2 separate regions of the Homo sapiens genome follow, and region 1 is linked to region 2. A link is a loop called in an ENCODE intact Hi-C map of the cell type or tissue named here. Cell type or tissue: MCF 10A. All regions are shown on one strand. Links, peaks and the distances in the headings refer to the core of each region. The heading gives the core; the rest is flanking DNA. Region 1 has its middle 250 kb from the start of TRQ-TTG4-1. Region 2 holds the start of LOC105378036 (a long non-coding RNA gene).

Region 1 (9,883 bases), core at 896-8,895, 830 kb after region 2:
ACTAATGGTCTATTAAAAACACACCTCAACAAGCTCAGCCACCAACTTAAAAAGGACTGGACAATACTTTTACCACTTTCCCTCCTCAGAAGTCAGACCTGTCCTCAGAATGCTACAAGGTACAGCCCATTTAAGCTCCTGTATAGACGCTTCTTTTTATTAGGTCCCATTCTCATTCCAGACACCCGACCAACTTAGACTGTGCCCCCAAATAACTTGTCATCCCTACTATCTTCTGTCTAGTCATACTCCTATTTGCCGTTCTCAACTACTCATACATGCCCTGCTCTTGTTTACACTGCCGGTTTACACTGTTTCTCCAAGCCATCACAGCTGATATCTCCTCGTGCTATCCCCAAACTGCCACTCTAAACTCTTGAAGTAAATAAATAATCTTTGCTGGCAGGACTATGCTGAACCTCCTTAGGCACTCTCTAATCAGATGTCCTAGGTCCTCCCAATTCTTAGTCCTTTTATACCTGTTTTTCTCCTTTTCTTATTCCATTTAGTTTTTCAATTCATACAAAACCATATCCAGGCCATCACCAATAATTCTACACGACAAATGTTGCTTCTAACAACCCCACAATATCACCCCTTACCACAAGATCTCCCTTCAGCTTAATCTCTCCCACTCTAGGTTCCCACGCCGCCCCTGATCCCGCTTGAAGCAGCCCTGAGAAACATTGCCCATTCTCTCTCCATACCACTCCCCAAAATTTTCGCCGCCCCAATACTTCAACACTATTTTGTTTTATTTTTCTTATTAGTACAAGAAGGCAGGAATGTCAGGCCTCTGAGCCCAAGCCAAGCCATCGCATCCCCTGTGACTTGCACGTATACGCCCAGATGGCCTGAAGTAACTGAAGAATCACAAAAGAAGTGAAAAGGCCCTGCCCGGCCTTAACTGATGACATTCCACCATTGTGATTTGTTCCTGCCCCACCTTAACTGAGTGATTAACCCTGTGAATTTCCTTCCCCTGGCTCAGAAGCTCTCCCACTGAGCACCTTGTGACCCCCGCCCCTGCCCACCAGAGAACAACCCCCTTTGACTGTAATTTTCCTTTACCTTCCCAAATCCTATAAAAGGGCCCCACCCGTATCTCCCTTCGCTGACTCTCTTTTCGGACTCAGCTCACCTGCACCCAGGTGAAATAAACAGCTTTATTGCTCACACAAATCCTGTTTGGTGGTCTCTTCACACGGATGTGCATGAAATAAACCATGTTTGATGAACCCAGATGAGCAATCTGTTGATCTGAGAAAAGGAGTTTACTTGAATGAAAGCTAGTGTTGTTTGGATAAATGGACATTGGGAAGTTCCTGAAACAATCACGTGATCTGCAACTTTATCTTCCTGAGCCAGGGTTTTCTGGAAGAGTGATGCCCTGTAGCTGCAGACAGTGAGCTGTGTGGTTGAGATAGTTTGAATGCTGGGGGCTATTTCAGTTGGTGTGGTCAGGGAAGGCCTCCTAGTTGATGAAACCTTAGTAGAGGTCTGACTGTTGTGAAGGGTGAGCTGTGAGCAGTTCTAGGAAATTCAGCATTCTAGCCAGAGAGAAGAGTCAGGGCAAATCCCTTGGCATGGGAAGGATTTTGAGTGTTGGAGGACTAGCAAGAGAAGCAGGATGGCTGGGGAAACCATTGAGCAAGGGGGAGGTTACTTGGAGATTAGTCAATACCTTCCCAACACTAGGAAGAGTTTGGATTGAATTCTAAGGGATATGGGAAGTCACTGATGGTTTTAAAAAGAGGAGTTATCTGATTTAGAGGGTTAAATGACCACTTTGGCAGGAAGACCAGTTAGGAGGCTTTTGTAGTAGTCCAGGAGAGGGCAGGTGGCTTGGTCTTTGGTCATAGCAATGGAGGTGATGAGAAGTCAGTGGTGTACTAGGAGTTATCCTTGACTCCTCTTTTCCCAAACATCTCACATTCAAACTATCTACCTTCAAAATATAACTCCTAGTATTTTGACCGGAATAACTGATTGAAAAGCTATTCCATGTTGTTATGGACTGTGTGTGTTCTCCCAAAATTCATATATTGAAGCCTATATCCCAGTGTGACTATATTTGGATACAAGGCCTCCAGAAAGGTAAAATTAAGGATATATGGGGTCATAGGATAGGATTCTAGTTTAGTAGCACTGGTGTCCTTATAAGAAGAAGGGACACCAGACATCTCTTTCTTTCTATTCACAGACTAAGGAAAAGCTATATGAGGATACAGCAAGAGGGCAGCCAACTACATTCCTGGAAGACAGCCCTGAAACCAACACTGATGGCACCTAGATCTTAACTTCTGGCATCTGGAACTGTGAAAAAATAAATTTCCATTGTTTAAGCCATGCAGTCTGTGGTAATGTTTTATGGCATCTCTAGCAAATTAATATACCATGTAATAGTATGTAGAAAACTGTGGAAAGAGTAGATTTGGGCAGGGTGGGAGCGTGGGGGTAAAAATAAACAGTTCTCCTTGTGGAAATGGTTGTGGATTATATGAGTTTTAAAGTCAGAGTGAAGGATGTTGAGATATAAAGGAGAGAGTCAGTAATGTGTGGCTTTGAGGCTTGGATTTTTCTTTTCTTTCCTAAACATCTGACTCTACCACCACTAGCCTCCTCCATTCCTGCCTTCTTGAATAACTATTTCTATTACGCCATTTCTCTTCTTCCTATTGAACACTACTTTCTGTGAAGGATTAGCTGTGATGTGGTGTAAAACTCTTTGGACTTAGGCCAGGTATGGTGGCTCAAGCCTGCAATCCCAGCATTTTGGGAGACTGAGGCAGGCAGATCACGAGGTCGGGAGATCGAGGCCATCTGTCTAACATGGTGAAACCTCATCTCTCTACTAAAAGTACAAATAATAATAATAATAATTAGCCGGGTGTGGTGGCAGGTGCCTGTAGTCCCAGCTACTCAGGAGGATGAGGCAGGAGAATGGCGTGAACCCGGGAGGTGGAGCTTGCAGCGAATTAACTCACTACACTAAAATGTCACTGAATAATATCAATAAACACATACATTTTTATTGTATGTGGATCGCGCCACTGTACAGCAGCCTGGGCAACAGAGCGAGACTCCGTCTCAAAAACAAACAAACAAACAATCAAAAAAACCTCTTTGGACTTAGTGTTAAGTACTCTGGGTTCAGGTCCCATCTCTAACCCTTACTATCTGTATAGCCGGGGAGTCTTGAGCAACTGATTCACTTAACCTCACTGGCATCAACTTCTTCACCTGAAATATGAATAAAGATATTTACCTTACAGGCTTATTATGAAATAACAACTATGCATGAGAAAAAAATGAGTATAAAAGCATTTTATAAAGTGAATATCGCAATAAAAACGTGTTTATTGATATTATTCAATGACATTTTAGTGTGATGAGTTAATTTCCTAGGAGTGATTGCATATAAACTGTAGAGAAAATACTAGACCCACGAAAAACACTTCCATTGTTAATGATGCAAGGGAACTTCTGTCTACTCTACTTCCCCAAATCTCTTCATATAAATGAGTGACCAGTCTACCTACCAATGAAATCAGTTTCATCCTCAATTTTCTATGGAGTGAACCTGTTGCAGGACGGATGGGTTCCAAAATTTAGCGTTAATCTGGGATGGTCCTTGGCTTTACCCAGGATAGAATTTAAGGGCAAGCCGGATCACCAGTAAGACAGTAATCTTCTGTTGAACAGTACTGCTCCTTGCAGAGAAGTTCTAATCATAGGCAGTGCACCCAGATTTATCAATGTATGGGCTCTTGGCAACTGTATTTGTACTCACTTAAACCCACTTTCAGTTACATGTGAATTAAGAGGCAGGTCAATGCAAATTGAGGGAAGGATTATTTGGAACTTTCTAAGAAAGAGACAGTAACTTAGGGGTTGTTAGAATGGAAAGAGGGGGTAACTTTTGGGTTGCTGTCGTGGCATTTGTAAATAGTCATGGCACTAGAGATTGCTTTCATCGCCATCTGCTGGTTCCTGCTGGTTTCTTCACTTTATCCTGTCTGGACCAGACCCTGATTTGGTTAGCAGGGTTGTGTCCAGAAAACCAGTCCTGCTGGTCTCCTACCTCAGTTCTATTTCTGTTTATGAACTAGATTGACTTGCTCTAGAAGATATAATACAGACTATAACATAGAGTTAGAGATTTGTAAGATGTTAAAGAACCCTTAGATATATTGTCCAGAGATGGCAAAATTGCAAATTAAATTACCACTCTCCTATCTTTTGGCCATGAAAGACATTACTTATTTACCAGAGCACATTTGTCTACTAAGCCCTCAATAGCCTCGAAATCATTTTCTTTATGGTATAGAGCCTCTACCATTTTGTTTCAGCAGGAAAATTTTATTTGCCATCTGTGATTCCTTTCATTATACAGATGGAGAAACTGAGACCTTGAGAGGTAATTTGTCTAACAGCATGCTTACTGTTTTTAGTGAATGCCAAAAATACCTAAGCAGGAAGCTGCATTTCTATATATGGAAAATGAATGTACTTATTATAAATGTGCATATACCTTCACACCTCACCACACATATATACATGATTGTTCATTTGAAATCTTTTTTTTTTCTGATTGAAGATACCCCTAAGGAGGCTGGAGACACCAAAAAATCTTTCTTAACTAACATTGGCAGTATTGAAACACTGCCTTCTGAGAGAAATGACTTTTGTCTTTTACTTAATTAATTATAAACAGGAATCACTAGATACCTGCAGGTTGTTGTTTGCTTACTTATTACAGCCAAGCTCTGCCATTCTTAAATCTCTTTTAACTCTTAAAAAGGCAGGCAGAGAGGTTTCTTCTCCTTTGATCTTCTTAAGGGCACTGATACATTAAAGGATGCTATGATGTCTCAGACTGCCAAAATATAACACTAATAATACTGTGTGCTCTCCAAACACAACATCCTTCCTATAATATCTTCCCTTGACAGACATAATTACTTGAATCATCCACAGGGGCCTCTTAATGAAACTTTCTGTTTGTAGCAACTTTTGTTTCATTTAATTAGCTGTCTGTATGAGCAGTGCATGAAGGCAGTTGTTTTCTTACACAGCAAAGAATAATGTCAATTCATTTCTAAGGGTGAGCTAAATTGAAGGTGCCTGTATTAGCAGAATCACTTTCTATTTGGATTAAGCAAGCTGTCAATATTGCAGCTCCTATGTTACAACACTCTTGTTGCCATCTAACCTCAACCTGTGTATGTACAAATATTTCATTAGGTTATTCCTATAACAGGACATTAAAATGGGACTTGTCCTGTCTTTCAATTGAGGCCAAAGACACTAGATGACACCTTCTAAAATGAATTGTAAGTCAGTTCACTGATTGAATGACTCTCAAGCCACACGATTTTTTTAGATCTTTTTAACGATCTAAAAAGTGGCTATTATTGGGCGTGATAAGTAGAATTTGGAGAGGACTTCTTTGCAGTGAGCTATCTTGTTGAGTTCAACCTATGAAACGAGAGAGTGTGTGTAAAGGGGGCAATTGCCCCTAATCCCAAGTCTAGCATGAAAAACTCCAATGGGATTACATTGAGAAATTGATATGCAATCTCTGTAGGTTTTGAATCAGATTAATGGGGCTTGGCTCATGCTTGAGAAGGCTGCAGTAGCTTGTGGTTTAGGAGTGAACTGTCTGTGATAGCATTGCCTTCCTTCCAACTGCAGACCAGTGGGCATGATTCCTAAGGACCAGGTATGGGAACCACACTAGTAATGTCAGCCTGAACTCATTTTAAAAGTGACTGTCTTGGAGGGATTTTCAGTTATGGTAGCATAAAAACATTGGTGAATCCTTTTAGCCAAACTGAACAAAATTGTCAAAAGGATGAAATATTTCCAGGCACTGGACTGACCATAGAGCCCAGAGTGTGTAAACCACAATTTTAGAATCATGTATTCTTAAAAACCTGGAGTGCTTTGGGAAGGAAAGGCAGACATCTATGCCCTTTTGCTTGGGCTGCTCCCATCCTCCCTCCTGCCCCAGCACAGTTGACAAGAAGTATAGTTTTACCAGTGTGGTGCTGTCTAAAAAACCCAGCAGCTTTATTGCCAGAGGGGACAGAATCAATTTGAGAAAAAAGACAAAACCCCATAGCTGTGTCAGCTAAAACTAAAGAACTTGGTAGAAAATAAATGGGGAGGACCTGTAGCTTTGCTTATCTAGGTTTGTGGTCCTGGTTAGGGTGAGCAGTGAACTAGTAAAAATTTAATAAGAAGATCTTGGAAGAGAAAGAGCTATGAAAGTCCTAAGATATACTTTTCATATATCCTCGGCCTACTGGGAAACTACATTTATCCTAGCTTTATCCTAGCGTAAAGTATAAGTTAAGGGACACTTGAAAACTTGCTGCAACTTGGAATGTACTTCCCAGCCCATGTACAGATCAATGAACAGAAGGAGGAAAACTTATGGGCTTGAGGGGTTTGAACACAACCTCAATCTACATTATTGTCTGATTACTAAACTGTGCAGTTATAGGAATAACACCTAGGAAGCCAGGGTAAAATAGAAAAATAAAAAGAAAAGAATACAGAATGGAGACATCAGTAGGTACATATTTTTGGGGAGACAGACATTGGAGTTTATGTCCAAGCAAATTAATAAAAAAGTAACACTTGGAAAAATAAAACAGAATCTATACTTGCTACAATTATAAGACATGCACAGAAACAGAGAAGTGTGATTCATACTAAAATAAAACCCAAAACCCAGTTTATAAAAACAGACTCAGAATAGGTCTAAGTGTAAGCTTTAGTAGAAAAATGCTTCAAGGCATCTCTCACAGATATGCTCAAAGAAGTAAAGAAAAATATTGTGACAATAACTCAAAAAATAGGGAACCTCATGAGAGAAATAGAGGCTCTAAAAAGGCCAAATAAAAATTCTAGAGTTAAAAAGATCAATAACTGAAATAAGAAATTCACTAGATGGACTCAAGAGCAGATTTGAGATGGCAAAAGAAACAATAGCAAACTTGAAGTTGGATATATCTGAAGAACAGAGGGAAAAAAGAGAGAAGACAAATTAACAGAGTATTAGAGTCCTGAGGGGCAACATCAAGTGTATCTATATATATAATAGGTCTCACAGAAAGAGAGAAAATAAAGAAAAAATGTTTTCAGAAATAATGGCGGCCAGGCACACTGGCTCATGCCTGTAATCTCAGCACTTTAGAAGATTGAGGTGGGTGGATTACTTGAGCCCAGGAGTTTGAGACCAGCTTGGGCAACATGATGAAACCCTGTCTATACCAAAAAAAAGAAAAAAACAAAAACAAAACACCCTGCAAAAATTAGCCAGGCATAGTGTCATGTGCCTATAGTCCCAGCTACTCAGGAAGCTGAGGTAGGAGGATTGCTTGAGCCCCACAGATGGAGGTTGTACTGAGCCAAGATTGTGCACTGAAGCCTGGGAGACAAAGTCAGACCCTGTCTCAAAAAAAAAAAAAAAAAAAAAAGAAAAGTAAAAGAAAAAGTAAATGCCTTGAAACTTCTCAAATTTAATGAAAACAATTTACAAATCCAAGAAGCTGAACAAATACCAAGTAAAATAAACAAAAAAGACCCACTTCTAGACATCATAGTGAAATTGATGAATGTTAAAAACAAAGAGAAAATACTGAAAACAGCAAAAAAAAAAAAAAAAAAAAAAAAGAAAAAAGTGACTCATTATATACAAGGGAATGACAAACAATGAATGATTGACTTCTCCTTCAAAACAATGGGGTCCAGAAGGCAGTGGAATGATGTATTCAAAGTGCTGAATGTAGCAAAACTATTCACCAAGGATCCTATACCCAATGATGTATTCAATGATGTTTTTTCTCCCTGTTCATTCTCCTTTTTTAAAATTGAAGGTGAAACAAAGACATTACAAGATAAGCAAAAACTGAGGGAATTAGTTGCTGGCAGATCTGTCCTACTTGAAGTACTTAAGAAACTCTTTCAGGCTGAAAGAACTGATACTGGACAGTGACTGAAATCCATAGGAAGAAATTAAATATGCAAGTGTATATGCATAAAACAGATATACATATATATTTATTACATATACACACACATATGTGTGTGTGTGTATGCATGTGTATATATACACATACACACACACATTTTCTCTCTCTTTTCTTCTCTAAAGATGACTCTGGCCTGCCAGATAAGGGGCCAAGCAACAAAAAGCAGGGACAGAAACTCAGAGTGAATCAGGGGTGGTTAGCTAGAGAAGAGGACTCTGTGAATCAAGATAATTGCAGTCAGGGGGTTCCTGAAGGGGAGTCTCTAACAAAGGCACAAAACAGCCCTTGGAGATAAGAATGAGCTTTAAATATTTGCTAGATTCAGAGACAATAAAGGCAAGCTAAAGTAGAAGTAGTCAAGAACTTTCGAGTATCCCTTACCTCTCCTCCCACCCTCTGCTTCCATTCTGGCAAAGTCTGAAATAGCAGTCAGTTCAGTGGGGAGAAGAAACCATCCTCCTCCCCAAGTGGCAGGCAGCCTACCTATGCCTGGCCCTAACCTAGGGTGAGGAGGGGATAGGGTGATAGGGCTTACCTTCCAAGCTGGATTGAATTGTGGGTTAATGTTGAACCAGATATTTTTTATTACTGAATTGTTTGTGAATTAAAGGATCTGAAGAAATTTTTGCTACCTGAAAAGGGTCAGAGGGGGAGTTGAGAACCCGCTCATTCAGAAACAGAAGACATTCTACCCTCTGCCCCTACCCAGCAAGGTTAAAGGGTAAGTGGGAGCCAAAAGTAAAGTTCCTTTTATGAACTCATTCTATTCCTCCTGCATGTTACATGTCCAGTACACTTGCCTGTTCTTCACCATCATTGAGATTTCTAGTTCCTTAATCCTTTCTTTTTTCTCCTTGTTTGTTCTTTTTATGATTTAACATTCTTCCCACTTCAGAGCAGACTTCACAATTAGTTACTTCAATCAATTCTTCCCTGTTTTCAATGGTTTCCTCCATTTTTCTACCACACAAATCTTGTAATCATTCTAATCTAACTGGTTTTCTTTCTCCTTCTACAGATGAATTAACGAATAGTAGAGAAAATAACACATTTGGATTCTTGGTACCAGGATCATTTTAATGGTCTTTGGCTTCAGATGGGCCATTTAAACTACTCAACAAGACCTTTGTCTGCCTCTGGTCAGTTTCCTCTGCCATTCACCCCAGAAGGATCATGGATTTTAACTGCTCTGATCAAGTTTCTTATTCCACCCCTGCACTTTCTTCTTTTAGCTGCCGAGGCTGTTGTCCACGTCCCAAAGATAATTGAAGTTGAAGTGGGATGAACTCCAGGCTGACTCACATCTTCACTTCTTCCTCTGTAGCCTTAGAGAAAGAAGCTTCAATTTACAGATGATCTCAAGTTCATTCATCCTCTCCTATCACTTCTATATTTACTCCTCTTTAGTATTTTTAAACTTTTTCCTCTTCACTGACTTCTCAACACCTTGTGAACATAAGAAAGCTCATTGTAAATGAACTCCTCTGCTAGGCCTCTATATTTCTTCAGCCAAAGCCCTGTAGCAAGGCACCCCATTACAACCAAGAATATTGAAAAAGCAGTCCGCACTTTCTGCCTTCATTTATTCAGAGCCCATCAACTCCTTACATTCCTAGAAATGGATGTTCACGCCTTCTAATTGACAGACACATTGATGTTTTCTCATCTGCTTTGTGAGATTTGATACTGTTGATGGCCCCTTCCTCCTGTAGATCCTTTTCTCCTTTGACTTCTAGGATACCCTTTGTATTTGTCAGTTTTCATGCTGCTGATAAAGACATACCCAAGACTGGGCAATTTACAAAAGAAAGAGGTTTAATGGAGTTACAGTTCCATGT
Region 2 (9,883 bases), core at 133-8,132:
CAGGCGTGAGCCACTGTGCCTGGCCTAGGAGCTCTTTACATATTCAGGATACTAGGCTTGCGGTTATAAGCAATGAAAGTATCTTTTCCCAGTCTATAGCTTTTCTTTACCCTTTCTTTAGGATATCTTTTGTTGTAGAGAAGTTAAGTTTAAAGTAGTCAGATTTATCAGCCCTTCTTTATGGTTTGTGCTTTTTGTATTTGGTTTAGAAAATGAAATCAATCAAAGCCCTTTCCTGCCAAAGGGCCACAAAAAGAGTTTCCTTTATTGTCTTCTAAAAGTTTTAGAATTTTTGTTTTTCATGTTTACAACTTTAATCCACCTGGAAGCTTTCGTTTCGTTTTGTTTTGATTTATGGATCTAATTTTTAGTATTTTCCTATTTGGCTTTCTAGTTACCAGTGATAACCAATCATTTATTAAATAGTGCATCTTTTTTTCTACTCATTTAGTGCTTCTATTACTTATTTATAGAGCTGGGCATTCTATTCCTTTAGTCTATCTGTCTATACCTTCAACAGTAGCACAGGGTCTTAATTACTGAACCCTTATAATAGGTCTTGATATCTGATAGGATGAAAGCCTGTACAATTTTTTTCTTTCATAAATTTATTGACTATTCTTGATCTTTTGCTTTTCCACATGAATTTAGAATTGGCAGAATCCTTATGGCAATTGTGATAGAGTAGAACAAAGCCGTGAAAATTAATTTAATACTATTTCTATATCATTAAGAATGATTCTAAGATATGAGAGAATTCCTCAAATTCAAAAGCCTTTAGAGGTAAATGGAAAATGCCCTTATGTGTATTAATTAAGAATCAAGATATATTAGTTTGCTAATGCTGCCGTAACAGAAGTACCACTGGTCGTTTAAACAACAGAAATTTATTTTCTCACAGTTCTAGAGCTAGACATCCAAGAGCAAGGTGTTGGCATGGCTGGTTTCATTCTGAGGTATCTCTCCTTGGCTCTCTGTGTCTTCACAAAGCTTTCCTTCCGTGCCTGTTTGTGTTCTAATCTCTTATAAAGACACCAGTCATATTGGATTAGGACTCACTCATATAACCTCATTTTAACTTAATTACCTCTTAAAGGTACTGTCTCCAAATACAGTCCCATTCCAAGGTGCTGGGGGTTAGGATTTTTTTTTTTTTTTTTTTGAGATGGAGTCTTGCTCTGTCACCCAGACAGGAGTGCAGTGGCGTGATCTCAGCTCACTGCAACCTCCACCTCCTAGGTTCAAGCAATTCTCCTGCCTCAGCCTCCCAAGTAGCTGGATTACAGACATGCACCACCATGCCCGGTTAATTTTTGTATTTTTAGTAGACTTGGGGTTTCATTATGTTGGCCAGGCTGTAGGATTTTAACATGTGAATTTTAGAGGGACACAATTCAGCCATAATAGTTATATACAGTGACATGGAATACATAAAATAACTTGCTTTTTACATATTTGTGAATTTAATTAGATTTATGAAAATAATTGAAATACTTGAAAAGATTTTATTTATTAAATCAGATAATTGCAATACTTACAAGGAGCATAAAATATATTAATAACTATGGTTTAGGCCTGGCGTGACAGCTCACGCCTGTAATCCCAGCACTTTGGGAGGCCAAGGCAGGAGGATCTCTTGAGTCCAGGAGTTGGAGACAAGCCTGGGCAACATGGTGAAACCCCGTCTCTACTACAAATACAAAAATTAGCTGAGGCTGGTGGCACGTGCCTGTAGTCCCAGCTACTCGGGAGGCTGAGATGGGAGGATTGCTTGAGCCTGGGAGGTTGAGGCTGCAGTGAGCTGAGATCTTACCACTGCCCTCCAGCCTGGGTGACAGTGAGACCCTGTCTCAAAAAAAAAAAAGGAAAAAAATTAACTATGATTTAAAGTGTTTAAAATAGTTAAACTTTGGAGTAGAACTAAATTTTATTCAAAGTCCCCTTTAAAACGATCGCTAAAATTTGCTAAACTTAGAAATAGATTAGGATTTTTAGCTGAAGTTAAAAGCTTAAGGGAACAGGTAGTTTTTCAATTTATAAGTTTAGCAGAGGGAGCATCAGCTTTTAAAACCTAAATAAATGCCTGAATAGTAGTTTCTACATTCCCCCAGATGATCCTTAAAGGCACTACAAAGCCTCACATTTAATGAAGTCAGCTTTCAAATAGTATGAAAACCGTGCTGCAATTTTTAATTGTAATTATATTTAATTTTTAACTTGGAGAGAGTTGTCATCTTAACTATGTTGAATTTTCTCATTGATGCACATGGTATATTTTTTCATTTATTTACTTCTTTCTTTCTTTGTCTTCTTCCTTTCCTTTCCTTTCCTTTCCTTTCCTTTCCTTTCCCTTTCCTTTCCTTTCCTTTCCTTTCCTTTCCTTTCCTTTCCTTTCCTTTCCTTTCCTTTCCTTTCCTTTGACAGAGTCTTGCTCTGTTGCTCAGGCTGGAGTGTAGTGATATGATCTCGGCTCGCTGCAACCTCCACCTCCCAGATTCAAGCAATTTCTCATGCCTCAGCCTCCCGAGTGGCTGGGATTACAGGCATGTGCCCCCATGCCTGGCTAATTTTTTTGTGTTTTTAGTAGAGACAGGGGTCACCATATTGGCCAGGCCGGTCTTGAACTCCTGGCCTCAAGGCCACCTCGGCCTCCCAAAGTGCAGGGATTACAGGCGTCAGCCACCGCAACCTGCCTAAGTCTACTTTTCTTAATGTAAAATAAAGCTGGTATAATTTTCTCCATTCATATCTTTACCATATTCTGTTAAGTTTATTCCTGGGTATCTGCCATGTATACTTATATTACACATGAATTTTAAATTATGACCTAATAAGGAATATTACAATTTCTTACACTTGTTGACAATAAAGAATTTTGGTCTGGAACCAGCAATCTTATTGGCAAGACATGCCAGGAGAGCTGTGAGAATTTCCTAACCGAAGATATTACCTCAAGTCAATCCCACCTGTTAGGTTACTTTATGTAACTATCAAATGTTGTCTTTACTAGGTGACTTTGGGGAAGGAAAAAAAGTAAACAGAAATCTTAAAAATAAAATTTTACAAATGCTGTCTTACAGTTCAGCATTTGAGTAAGGAAAAATATGCAATAAAAGATTCCATTAGAAAAGTGTATAGAATTTAAAATGTATAAAGAAAAATTACATATGTTTTAAGACAGAAAATTATATTCTGTTGGATCTGTTTTTGAAGCAAAGTCTTCCTTGTCTTTCTTGGCCTTGTGCTGCAGGCTTTAAATTTTTTAAGAAGCCATTTAACATTTTGACTAGCAAAGGCATAATCCACACATAGAGAACTATAACAAGGAACGCAGTATCTAACTTATACCATTTCTCACCCCCATCTTTAATGAGTAACCACACTGTATTAGTTTCTTGTGTATCCTTTGGGAGATTACATTCATGGATGTATAAGCAAACACAAATATGTATAGTATTTTACCCCCGTTTAAAATTCATATGGTAGCAAAATACTCACCATAATTCTCTACCTTGGTTTTTTGTGTTGGTTGTTTAATTCTGTTCTATGTTCTTTGATACATCATAGAGATCATCGCATATTAATACATAAAAGAGTTTTCTCATTCTTTTTTTCCTTGTATTATTGCCACATAATATTCCCTTGTATGAGTGTATCATACTCCCAGTAACCACCCTTTTATTGATTACCCTTTATGTTGTTTCCACTGCTGCAATGAATAACCTTGCTGCAATGACTAATACTGTACATATGTTATATTGCACATGTACAAGTATATTCGTAGGGTGAATTCCTAGTAGTGGAATTAGAGCATTATTAAAGACAATGAAACTACTGTTGTGCACACACTTAACGCAATCATGAATTTCTAACCATAGTGCTTTTCGGTGATTTTCAAATGTCTTGGATCACCAGAAATTATATTCAAATTTTATTATGATCTAAGAAAGACATGAACTTTAAGTAGAAATTAACTGAAGTCACATTTCCCTTGGTGAAAAATTATTTTAGATATCATTTCTGTCTGTAAGCAAGTATTAGGAGGACTTTCAATATGTCCAGATGTTGAAATAATGTTTCACACTAGGGGTCGCCAAAACAGTATTTAAGGCCAACAAATGGAACAATGGTTGAGAACATTTTTATAATGAGGCACCCTTGAGCTTCTCAATCACAGTAAGCAGGAACGGTGCCTTGTGAATGAGATGCTAAAAATAATACTTTGGTGTGCTGTATTTTTAAAGGCAACTAAGACTTTGATAATTTAGGAGAAAAGGAAGCAACCATTCCCTTATACTTTGGGGGCATTACACAATAAGTGGTGATGTGGAATTTAGGTGATATGGAATTTAGAGAATTTTTAAAATAAATTTGCTAGTTATAATCTTATTTTTCTGTGATTGAAAATGTCTTTATCTTCTACTTTTCTTTTTCCAACCATTGTGGGTTTCATATATCTGGGCAGATCTAGAACTCTCCATTTTTTAAGGGTTTTGCCCCTAATTGGGGATATACTACAAGGGTTAAATTTTATGTACTTTTCATATAACTTCTCTTGGGACAGATATGATTGCCATGGGCCTCCATTCTACAACTCATAAGATTTAATAGGCTGGTTCCTTTCTGTTCCTTAGTGATAACATTAAATCACAGGCCAGTGCAATTTTTAAACAATTTCTCAATGGAGAAATTTTACAAAGAAACATTGAAGCACTGTATGCATGTTCCATTTGTTACAGTAATATGAAATTTACTCTTATAATAGTATTTTTATGAGAACAAGTGTCTTAGTTCAGGCTGCTATCACAAATGCCATAAATTGGGTAACTTAACAGAAATTTATTCATCAGAGTTCTAGAGGCTGGGAAGTCCAAGATTAAGTTCCAGAAGATTTGGTGTCTGGTGAGGGTCTGCTTCCTGGTTAATAGACAGACGTCCCTTCTCTGTGTCCTCATGTGCCTGAAGGAGCATGGGAGCTCTCTTGGGCCTCTTTTATGAAGGCACTAATCCCATTCATGACAGCTCTCCTTTCATGAGCTAACCTCCCAAAGGCCGCACCTTCTAAAACCACCATCTTGGAGTTGAAATGTCAACAAATGAATTTTGGGGAGACACAAGCATTTAAACCACAGGAAATAGTTAAGAGTCACAATTTGTCATTTTCACAGTTTACCTAAGAGAGGGAAGTCATCTTTAAATATATGGTGAGAAGAGGTTTGAGGTCTAAAAAAAAGATTTAACTGAAGATTTTTTGTAACTTCAGTAAAAGGAATAAACAGGGTGCTATGATAAAGAATAATGGGGAAGAAGGAGGGGGGCACTGAGGAGAAGGTGATTGAGGGGAGGCCACTCTAGAGAGGTAACACTTGCATGTGTCCTGAGGAATGACAACAAGCCAGCTATGCCAAGAACTCTGGAAGAGCATTCCAGGCATAGAACAAAGGCACTGAAGTGGGGAGAAGTTTGAAGGACTCTAGGAACCACTAGACGGTTGGAGCCTAGTGACAGAGAAATAGTTACATTAGATGAAGTTGGACATGGAAGCAGTGGCCAGGTAATTTACAGTCTTGTTTGAATTTTTAGTCTATTGGGAAGCAAAAAAAAGTTTGAAGCCAGGGGAGCACTATGAAACCCTCATGTGCAGAACGGGGGCTTTGGGAGGGAAGAAGAGAGTGAGCTAAATACAGCCACAATCACAATCTGTGTAAAGATGCATGTACAAGACTGCCCTGTCACTTCAACCATCTCTTGCCTCGCCATTGCTCCAAACACACTGGCCAGGCATGTTTCTATCTCAGAGGCATTTTTCCTTTTTATTTCCTCTGCCTGAAATGCACTGTCTCCAGATGTCCATGTGGCAAAGGACCTTGGTTCTTTTAGGCCTTTGCTCACAATGTCACTTTTTAAATGAGTCCTTTTCTGGCCAAATTATCTAAAATTGTAAACCTGTCCCTCCATTACCAATGTTTCCTACCCCTATTTCCTTTATTTTCCCCTTACCACTTATTGCTAGCATACATGTTTAACTACATGTAAATACATAAATAATGTTTTATTTATCATGCTTATTGTCTGTCTCCTTACATAGAATATAAGCTCCGTGAAGACAAGGACTTTTGTGTTTGGTTCATGGCTCTGTCCGCAGCATGAAGTTCAGTGATTAAGTACTAAATTAATGTTGATGGAATAAATGAAGGAAGAAATGTTCATGATGGCCTTTTGAGTGATAGCAAAGGACTGGAAACAAATTGAGTGTTAACAAAAAGGAATAATTACATCAATTATGGTATAATCATAATATGTAGCTTTTAAGAGGCCCATACCTAGTAGATATAAATAGGCATAAAAAGACATCCATTTTATATTAAATGGGAAAAGGAAGTTATAGAAGTTATATGATCCTGTCTTTCAAACACACACCACACACACGTGCACACACACACACATTTGTATCATCATAGGAAAAGTATTGAAGGAAATATTAACCATTTGCCTTGGGGGAATGAGATGGGTGATTAAGGGGGATTTGGTTTGAATCATGCATTACCTTTGACATAAAAAGAGAAAAATAGAACAAACAAACGTTATTTAAAACCAAAATGTGATTCTACTCCAAACCTACCAGCATGGATTAAAATGTAAAATATTGACAGTATTAGAATATTGCTATCATAATGGGGTAGGCAGGAGATAACCAAAATCTCAAAGGATCCCCCAGGAATTAAAACTAGTCACCTCAACATCTCAACCATCCTTTATCTTAAGCCTAAGAGATGTGGATTTGGGGGGAAATTTTATTCTATAGAATTAACATCAGAGAAAAAGACCCAAGACAAGGCTTTACAAAATTATGAATATACTAATTTTTTATTGTTTTTGAGTTGCTTCAGTGACTTATCTAAGAGGATTACATGGAACAGTCTTTCCTAGCTGAGTCAGTTCAGCTAAGGTCCTTGAACAGCAATAATTACAAATTAGAATCTGGAGTCTAAAAATAAGAGGTGAAATGGATGGGACTGACCTTCTGTGCAAATATTGAACACTTCAGGTTTCTAACTAAAGATGTCATTCATTACAGTCTACCCAGGGGAAAAGTTGCAGGTGAACCCATAAGAAAGGAGCTGAGCTTATACTTTTCTTTTTATCCGAATTTGAGCAAGTGTAAGAATTGTCTGGTCCCTAGGGAAAGTTTAATGCCACTTCTCAATCGACATGGGGTAGTTGTTACATTTTCACTTTTTAGAACAGGTATGTGTATAGAAGTGATGACAGGTGCATCCTTATTAATGTATGGTTTCTTTCATTTTTCACAAATTGCACTTACTTTCATAAAACAGAACCACATTTTAAAATCTCCATGTAAATTTTTGCAATGTTATTTATTTCTATCATATTTTCTTCACATTCACCTATGAGTGCTTCCTAACTTAGAAGCCCCTAAGGATCTGTGTTTAATATATTGTCTTCAGTGACCCGAAAAGACCATGACGCAGAAGCAAGCCTAACCTTTTTATTTTTTTATTTTTATTTTTTTTATTTTTTTGCTGTTCATTTGTTTGTGGTAGCTTAAGACCAAAAAAGAATTTGGGGGTGGAGCAGATTGACACTCACAGCCATAGCTAACTACCTTTTTTTTTTTTTGAGACGGAGTCTTGCTCTCTGTCCCCCAGGCTGGAGTGCAATGGTACAATCTCGGCTCACTGCAACCTCTGCCTCCTGGGTTCAAGCAATTCTCCTGCCTCAGCCTCCCAAGTAGCTGGGACTACAGGCACATGCTACCATGCCTGGCTAATTTTTGTATTTTTAGTAGAGACAGGGTTTCACCATATTGGCCAGGCTGGTCTCGAACTCCTGACCTCTTGATCTGCCCTCCTTGGCCTCCCAAAGTGCTGGGATTGCAGGCATCAGCCACTGCGCCTGGCCAGCTAACTACTATTAAAGAAAAAAATTATTCAGTGATACTTGTTGAAACATAGTAGGGAAGAATTTATTCAGAACCATCAAGGTAGGTACAGGGATGACTGCAACAGTGTGTTGCAGTAGGGGAGAGAGATTGGGCTTAACTTCCAATACAGCCTGGACAAGTGGGAATTTATAACCAAGGAGCAGGGTGGGGGTCAGTGAATGGAAAATTACTAGGAGGAAATATCAGGGGTAAAGGGGATTCTGGCTAAATCAACCTAACAGGATTCTTGCTGAAGACAGGCCAGGATGATCAGACATCATCTGGGGGAGGATGGAGACGAGGAACCTGATCAGATATCAAGGATGATCAGATTATTGAGGATGGGGGTTCTGGTGAAATTGACTTAGCAGAGTTCTTTTGCTAAAGCTGGATTTTACAAGGAAGTGCACAGATGGGCCCAGGAGAAAGTTCAGAAACCTGATTAAAGAATCTTTGTCAACCAGGCACGGTGGCTCAAGCCTGTAATCCCGGCACTTGGGTCAGGAGTTCAAGACCAGCCTGGCCAACATGGAGAAACCCCATCTCTACTAAAAATACAAAATCAGCCTGGCATGGTGGCACGTGCCTGTAATCCCAGCCACTCGGGAGGCTGAGGCAGGAGAATCGCTTGAACCTGGGAGGCGGAGGTTGCAGTGAGCTGAGATCATGACACTGCACTCCAGCCTGGGCAACAAGAGCGAAACTCCGTCTCAGAAAAAAAAAAAAAAAATCTTTATCGGTGTCCATGGTGCTATTTCCCCACCCATTCTTTTGACATTTTCTTCAGCTTATGTAAGCCACTATGCAAAGCAGTTTCAAGTCTCCCTCCTTCTAAGTGGATGTTTGCTTCTAAATCCCTCTTATAAAGACATTCCAGCAGGCTGCTGAGGACCGCCTAAATAATGAGCTTCAGTGAGTTAGTTGCTTTAGTTGTCTGAGGAACATATTTATTCTGTCAGAAACGTAAAAATACTTTCAGTCAAAGCCCCGTCTTCAGGGTCCTCAAGATAGAGAAATTCTGCTTTGGCTTCATACCCTTCATCTCTATTTTTGGATCTCTTGATTTGCTAGACGGTCTTTCTATCCGCTTAATCACTTTACTTAAAAAGGCAAGAAAAGCACATGGAATTTTGTCCTAGTTTTAGTGCGGTTCTGCCCTAAGACCAAGGCAAGAGTGGGGCTTTCCCCGCGCCCCTCACTTTAGAGGGACCTGTTTGGACTCCTCTGTGAGCTTCACCCTCGCATGAGCTGCAGAGTCTACGGGTCAAGGGGACATTCCCACCTAGGTCCACACCCCCATGCTCCCCACTCCCTCAATCCCTGGCTTGGACTCACACAGATTAAATTTGGAAACAGAAATTCCAAGTATGAATAGTCCCAAGCCCACATCCAGGGCTTTGCGCAGGTTTCTTTCCTGCATCTGCCCTCCCAAAGGCTCACTTTGCTGCTCAGGTGCATAGCACTGGGCCTGCAGTGTGCCTAGGGAATGGCTCTTGGCTGGGGTGTTCGACTCGTGAACTCGGAGAGGCAGGTTGAGAAATTCCATCTGAAGAGTTTGGGCTTAGAGCTCCCTCGTAACTTAGAGATGATTTTTTAAAGGACTCAGGTGTCCATCTTTGGTTCAGAAAAGATGATCTTGTACCTAAATGTCTCCCATGTTGCCATTCCAGTCTCAAATGTCATACTGGTAAGTAACCTTATGGTCATAAATTGTATATTTATTAACAATGACTTGCTCCAGGTGGTAACCTCAGTTCTTTTGAAATAGAACATCTGATCTTGTGATATTAAAGCTTCTTTAACTTGTGATGTTAAAGCTGCTTCCTTTACTAAGCAAGTGACTTTTCAAATCGAAGATTTATAATTAAATGCAAAGCTGGTAAATTATATCATGCCACCCGTATGAATACTTTCATGTTAGGCTTAGGAATAATCTTT

Evidence for each region. Hi-C counts contacts between places; a loop is a spot of excess contacts. Peaks named below come from ENCODE experiments on the same cell type or tissue, not always from the same donor. Only the 100,000 strongest peaks of a DNase experiment are listed, where the experiment ranks them.
Region 1: a loop joins it to region 2, with 9 times the contacts of the local background. A loop is called at or near these places in 4 of 110 quality-filtered maps.

What each region holds. Positions count from the first base shown.
Region 1 is chr6:144,927,639-144,937,521 of GRCh38, forward strand. No RefSeq gene overlaps it. Among named protein-coding and RNA genes, the nearest start is that of TRQ-TTG4-1, 250 kb to the right of the region's middle. In MCF 10A, for the core only: a CTCF peak has its summit at 3,982 (motif pointing left); a DNase peak (open chromatin) is centred at 3,983.
Region 2 is chr6:144,100,998-144,110,880 of GRCh38, forward strand. LOC105378036 (a long non-coding RNA gene) reads left to right here and starts at 9,393. Exons shown (of 4, transcript XR_943089.3): 1 at 9,393-9,632. In MCF 10A, for the core only: a CTCF peak has its summit at 4,098 (motif pointing right); a DNase peak (open chromatin) is centred at 4,104.